Linked DNA regions of Homo sapiens: region 2 is linked to region 1. The links are chromatin contacts, found by Hi-C or POLR2A ChIA-PET in ENCODE. All regions are on one chromosome and are shown on one strand. Each heading gives the region's core, a stretch centred on a gene start or an enhancer-like site at or near the end of the contact. The rest is flanking DNA. Distances are from core to core; before and after follow the strand shown.

Region 1 (3,413 bases), core at 718-3,217:
ATATGGTGAAACCCCATCTCTACTAAAAATACAGAAATTAGCCAGGCGTAGTGGTGCATGCTTGTAATCCCAGCTACTTGGGAGGCTGAGGCAGGAGAATCGCTTGAACCTGGGAGGTGAAGGTTGCAGTGAGCTGGGATAGTGCCATTGCACTCCAGCCTGGGCAACAAGTGTGGAACTCCATCTCAAAAACAAAACAAAACAAAAACAGGTGGCCGGGTGCAGTGGCTCACGCCTGTAATTTCGGCACTTTGGGAAGCCGAGGCAGGCAGATAAGCTGAGGTCAGGAGTTTGAGACCAGCCTGGCCAACATAGTGAAACCTCATCTCTACTAAAAATACAAAAATTAGCTGGGTGTGGTGGTGTGTGCCAGTAATCCCAGTTACTTGGGAGGTTGAGGCAGGAGAATCGTTTGAACCTGGGAGGCAGAGGTTGCAGTCAGCTGAGATCATGCCACTGCACTCCAGCCTGGGCGACAAAGCGAGACTCCATCTCAAAAAAAAAAGAACAAAAACCAAAAACAGGTGACAGGCCAGGCGTGGTACCTCATGCCTGTAATCCCAACACTTTGGGAGGTGAAGGTGGTTAGATGGCTTGAGCCCAGGAGTTTGAGACCAGCCTGGGCAACATGGCAGGAGCTCGTCTTTACCAAAAATAGTATCCAAAAATTAGCTGGGCATGGTGGTGGGTACCTGTAGTCCCAGCTACTCAGGAGGCTGAGATGGGAGAATCGCTTGAGCCCAGGAGGCGAAGGTTGCATTAAGCTGTGATTGCACCACAGCACTCCAGCCTGGGCAACAGAGCAAGACACTGTCTCAATAAAAAACAAAAACAACTACAACAACAACAAAAAAAAAAACAGGTGACATGAGAAGGAATGCAGGTGTGAGTGAACAGAAGAGAATTTGACATTTTTCAGGGTGTGACCAGGCTACATCATGCCCAGGATAAAAAACAATTTCAGGCCAGGCATGGTGGCTCATGCCTGTAATCCCAGCACTTTGGAAGGCCGAGGCGGGCGGATCACTTGAAGTCAGGAGTTCAAGATCAGCCTGACCAACATGGTGAAACCCCATCTCTACTAAAAATACAAAAATTAGCTGGGCGTGGTGGCACGTGCCTGTAGTCCCAGCTACTTGGGATGCTGAGGCAGGAGAATCGTTTGAACCCGGGAGGCGGAGGTTGCAGTGAGCTGAGATCATGCCACTGCACTCCAGCCTGGGGGACGGAGCAAGACTCCGTCTCAAAAACAAAAAACAAAAAACACCCAATTTCACCAAATAGTGTTTTTCTGGCTCTGCAGGACCCTGCCTCCCTCAAATTCCTTCTGGAGAGCTCTGGGAATCCCAGAGGCTTTTCATATATGCAGAGAGAATTAGCTCATGAGGCCCCCTCCCCATTTTCCCCTTTTCCTGCTCCAGGTCTCAGTGGAGTTGACCCTTGTCAATGCCAATACCCACAGAGAGCCCTGCTGCTGGAGAAGCTTAAAGGGGGCCTGATGTGACTTCTGGTCTCTTCCTCGGTCTGCACTGAAGCCACGACTGCCCAAAGTCAAGGACACTAGTATTGAGGGAAGTAGTGGTCAAGGGCCCAGTGTTCTAGAATCAGGAGATCCAGGTTTCCAACCTGGCTCTGCAGTTCACTAGTTCTGTGACCTTAAGCAAGTTGATTAATTTCTCTGAGCCTCTGCTTCCTTATCTGCAGAGAGGAGGGTAATAAAGAACCTACCTCACGGGGTTGTTGTGAAGTTAGAATGAACAAATGCATGTACACCACTTAGCACGGTGCCTGGCATAGACAGAGTGGTTAACAAATGTTGGTGATTATGATTTTTATTATTATAGTCATTAATTCATTTAACAAGCAAGCTCTAGGCATTCTCCCACATGTACCCAGTACGTCAGCCAAAATGTATTTCCTGATATTTCCCAACATTTAACATGTTTCCTCATCCCGCTGTGGCTTTGCACATGTGGTTTGTTCTGCCTGGATTGCCCTTCACTCCCCATCTGCCTGGCAAACTTGCCCTTTGAGCCTCAGCTAACGCCTGGTCTCCTTGAGGCGCTTGCCTGGACCTCCCACACTGGATGAGACTCCTCCTCTGGTCTTGCGCATGACCAGGGCTCATTGCACAACCCCAGAGGAGACGAGTCATACGGACCCCCAGAGTTGTGCAATGTGGCAACTTTGCCCATATTTTTCCTCTGTTTTCTTCTATCATAATTTTTATCACACTCTTACTGCAATGATTTATTTACCTGTTGGTTTCTCCCTCAGACTCTGAACTCCTCGAGGACTCTGACACAGAGTCAGGGCTCAGTAAGTGCCTGCCTGAATGAAGGGATCCTGGCCCAGTTCCTGAACCCAGAAGCTGCAGCCTGGTCAGGGAGACAGAATGAATCAACGTGAGACATGTCAAGAACTGAGCATGACTAGAGGTTCACACCCCTGAGGCTTTCCTAGGAGAGACCAACAGAGCTGTAAGGGAGGATGTGGTGGTCAGAGTGGGAGACTGGAGTGGAGATGGAAAGAATGAGGAGGTACTTAGAAAATCCAATAGCGGTCGGGCGTGATGGCTCACGCCTGTAATCCCAGCACTTTGGGAGGCCGAGGCGAGCAGATCACCTGAGGTCAGGAGTTCGAGACCAGCCTGGCTAACATGGTGAAACCTCATCTCTACTAAAAATACAAAAAATTAGACGAGCATGATGGTGTGCACTTGTAATCCCAGCTACTCGGGAGGCTGAGGCAGGAGAATCACTTGAACCCAGGAGGTGGAGGTTGCAGTGAGCCGAGATTGCGCCATTGCATTCCAGCTTGGGCAAAAAGAATGAAACTCTGTCTCAAAAAAAAAAAAAAAAAGAGAAAAACCAATAGCTAACACTTCTGGATTGTTCTGCTTAGGGGTGGAAGAATTTCAGCCCCCTCCCCCATGATTTTCATCTGGTCTAAGGTAAAGAAAGTACATTTCAAAGCTCTTACAAGGACATTATGTATCCAGGGAGGGCCACTGTGGGTTGATGCTCTTTACTAGGCCCATTTTTTGCACAGGATAGGTGGAGGCACAGCCTGGAAGCAGGACAATGCACCCAGAGCATCTGACATCACCCTGAAAAATAATTTGAGTGTTAGCCCCACTGCAGGCAGGGATCAGACTATAGGGCTCTTAGGAAAATGTTTCTCTTCCTCAGGATGGATTTAGACTGCATCTTTGCTGAGAATAAACACTTGTCTTTTGTAAGGGTGTATGTGTCTGTATATTGGATCTGCATTTAAGCACCCTACGGTCATCCTCACTTGCTCTAAAAGGCCAAGTCTGAACAATGAGGAGGAGGCATAGCTCATCACTTCTCATTGGTAGAAAGACATTAAAGGAACAGGACCACGAGGATCAAAATTGCCAAGCCTACCCT
Region 2 (3,327 bases), core at 61-2,560, 80 kb after region 1:
ACAACCCAAATGTCTATCAACTGATAAATGGATAAACAAAATGTGGTATATTCACAAATAAAATATTATACAGCCAAAAAGAGAGTACTGATATATGCTGCACCATGGACGAACCTTGAAGACATTATGCTTAGTGAAAGAAGCCAAACATGAAAGGCCACCTTTTAATGATTCCACTTGTATGAAATGTACAGAGTAGGCTAACTCATAGAGACAGAAAGTAGATCAGTGCTTGTGGGGTGAGAGGAACAGGGAATGACTGCTAATGGGTATGGAGCTTCTTTTTGGGGTAATGAAAAATTTCTGGAATTTGATAGTGGTGATATTTGCACAACCTTGTAAATATACTAAAAACCACTGAATTGTACGCTGAAAAGGGTGAATTTTATAGTATGTGAGTTATATTTCAATTAAAAAACCCAGAAATGATAGCAAACTGATTTCTATATTTATAGACCTTGGGCAACAAGCGTTTTGGTAACACCACCCAGCTTTGCATTTTCCACCAAAATGTTAAGCAAAAGAATTACTCAGAGGACAAGGAGAAAAAGCTGGCTATAAATTTTGAAACATAATTTTTAAAAATCTATATTGCATACAATGCTGATTATAAATATGCAATGTAAAGCTCTGCAAAATGCAAACAGTATCTAAATGTAAAATGTAGAAAGTTGCAGTTTCCTATAACCCTATTGTAGGGATTAATGTAATGCTAGCAGTTTAACAGATCAATCCTAACATCTCAAATGCCTAATAAGATAAGATTTTATCTTTTACCAGTGAAATCTAAAACAGAATTTTGCCCCTATCAACATGAAAGAATCAAAAGGATCAGCACCCATTTTTAAAGAGTTTATTCAGGCTGGGCACAGTGGCTCACACCAGTAATTCCAGCACTTTGGCAGACCAAGAAGGAGAATTGCTTAAAGCCAGGAGTTCAAGACTAGACTGGGCATCAAAGTGAGACTCTGTTTCTATTAAAAAAATTTTTTTAAGGCGTTTATTCCGTGAAAATGGGGTCAGTGAAATGGGGTCCGTGCTCTGATGTCAAAAGTTAAGGTCTTGTTTATAAAGGAAGAAAACAAAGAAATTTAACAGGATTATTTCTTATACAAAGCTGGTTTATGAATTAAAACAATTCAATTAGTTAATTTGTTTTCTTTTCCTTGTGGCTTGGTTTCATTTATTTTCTAATTTAAAAGAGTATATAATGTAACAGTCATGAAGGCTTTGTGTGAGAGAGGTAGGAAGGAAGTTAATCTGCAATGAAGATCAGCAGTGAAGTGGGACTAAAGGGAAGTACCCTTTAGTCATTTACAACATTTTACAAAATTATGTAGATAAGGAAGGAGGCTAATCTATAATCAGAGAAAAAATGTTTACAGTTTCCTAGGTTACAGCTGCCTGTCACATGACTCAAGTCTCATAAACACATTTCTTTAAAGCTCAAAATAATTTAATGTTCCAACAGCTTAGATTTTTTTCTTTTTTTTTTTTTTTTTGAGGCAGAGTCTTGCTCTCTTGCCCAGGCTAGCATGCAGTGGTGCAGTCTTGGCTCACTGCAACTTCCGCCTCCTGGGCTTAAGTGTTTCTCGTGCCCTAGCCTCCCAAGTAGCTGGGGCCACAGGCGTATGCCACCATGCCCGGCTAATTTTTTGTATTTTTAGTAGCGACGGGGTTTCACCCTGTTGGCCAGGCTGGTCTCGAACTCCTGACCTCAAATGATCCACCTGCCTTGGTTTCCCAAAGTGCTGGGGTTACAGGCGTGAGCCACTGCACCTGGCCCAATAGCTTAGATTTTGAATTACTTATTTTCACACCACTGATCAGTAAATTGCTCTTCTCCAAGCAATGATTCAGAGACCCAAGGTCATTCTATCTTCTGTCTTCATCTTGAACACACGACATTCAGAGTTGCCACAGAAGGAGAAAGAGCATGGAGAACTGTCCACGATTCCATTGGCCAGATCTCAGGCACACGGCCATAGTTATCTGCAAGAGAGACTGAGAAATGTAAGCTGATGAGTGGCCAGGCGGAAGAGGAAACAGATTTGTTGAACTTTTGGCCAGTCTCTGCCACACATTTCTCACCAACAACTCTGTCAATAGTTTATAGCAAAGTCCTCCACCTTTTTTTGGTATGCATATACTAATATATAATAACATTTTTAGGGAATCATGCTATGTATATTGGATACTATGGACTGGGTAGGCTGATTCAGATATGACCTGCGCTTATTTAGTCATCATCCATATACATTCAGAATTTAGAGTATACTGATTCAAACCTTGGTAACCTCAAGCGGGCATTACACATTGTTATTCAGATGTTTCTCATACTGACTCAGATGCTACTCAGCACGCTCTTACATGTAAGCCTGTGGGGATGGCCAGTCCCAAGTCCGAAGAATTGAGGAGGGTTTCATAGCTCTGCTGAGGTTTATCTCCCTATGAAGTTGCTTTCTTTACTCCTTCAAAAAAAATTCGTATTATCTGGCTTTTTATATTATATGTTGTTTTAATTTTAACCTCAGATGTGGTTAATTGTTCTCTGCATTTCATGGCACATTACTGTCATTGGTCCATGCAATTCTTCTTCCACTTCTCCCCCTGTCTCATATATGTGTATATATGAGAATTGGGCTATGGAATGAAGGGAATATATATATATACACACACACACATGCACATACAGAAAATAACTGAAACCAAGCCATGAGGAAAAGAAAACAAATTAATTGTTTTAATTCACAAACCAGCTTTGTATGAAAAATAAACCTGTTAAATTTCTTATGTGTATGTGTGTATATATGTACACACACACACGCGTGCACACGTGCACGCACAAACACACACACATATTCCCTTTCATTCCATAGCCCACTTCCTTTCTCTCCCGATAGACAACCACTATAATGTGTTTAATATGTATCTTGGTATTTGTGTCTTGCAAAACATATTTTACGTGCAAATATTTTAAATTTAATATTTAATAAATATTTAAATTTAATAAATAAAGTGACTTGTGTTTATTATGTATTCTGTTATCACTTTTTAAAATCAGCACTGTTTTTAAGTTCAAGATCTATCCATGTTGTTAAGTGTACATCTAATTCATTGGTTCCAATTGCTGTATAGTACTTCATGGTGTACCTTCAACACATTTTATAGATTTATTCTCTAAGTGATGAAAATCCAAATTGTTTCCACAATTATTGCTCCTCCAAAACACAAATGATGCTTCAATGAAGATTCTAGTTCTTTTCTTTCTTTCTTTCTTTCTTTTTTTTTTAGATGGAATTTTGCTCTTTTCTGCCCAGGCTGGAG

Evidence for each region. A loop is a pair of places that touch in the nucleus more often than their neighbours do. ChIA-PET counts read pairs that join two places held with the same protein, here RNA polymerase II (POLR2A). Pooled maps may share reads with other maps.
Region 2: a pooled map shows a loop between it and region 1 (4-fold over the local background). The contact joins two enhancer-like sites. A Hi-C loop is called at or near these places in 2 of 168 maps with a recorded cell type or tissue (GM13976 and stomach) and 1 of 50 pooled maps. POLR2A ChIA-PET finds 5 or more read pairs at or near these places in 5 of 52 experiments (AG04450, GM12878, H1 and 2 more).

Annotation. Positions count from the first base shown.
Region 1 is chr1:39,932,429-39,935,841 of GRCh38, forward strand. No RefSeq gene overlaps it. Among named protein-coding and RNA genes, the nearest start is that of MFSD2A, 21 kb to the right of the region's middle. Within about 2 kb of position 1,968, at least 13 of the 41 ENCODE cell types and tissues checked have a DNase peak (open chromatin) inside an H3K27ac peak, as active enhancers do.
Region 2 is chr1:40,013,066-40,016,392 of GRCh38, forward strand. LOC105378669 (a long non-coding RNA gene) reads right to left here. Exons shown (of 3, transcript XR_001738013.3): 3 at 840-2,004. Among named protein-coding and RNA genes, the nearest start is that of CAP1, 26 kb to the right of the region's middle. RefSeq lists a silencer at 2,360-2,409. Within about 2 kb of position 1,311, at least 6 of the 41 ENCODE cell types and tissues checked have a DNase peak (open chromatin) inside an H3K27ac peak, as active enhancers do.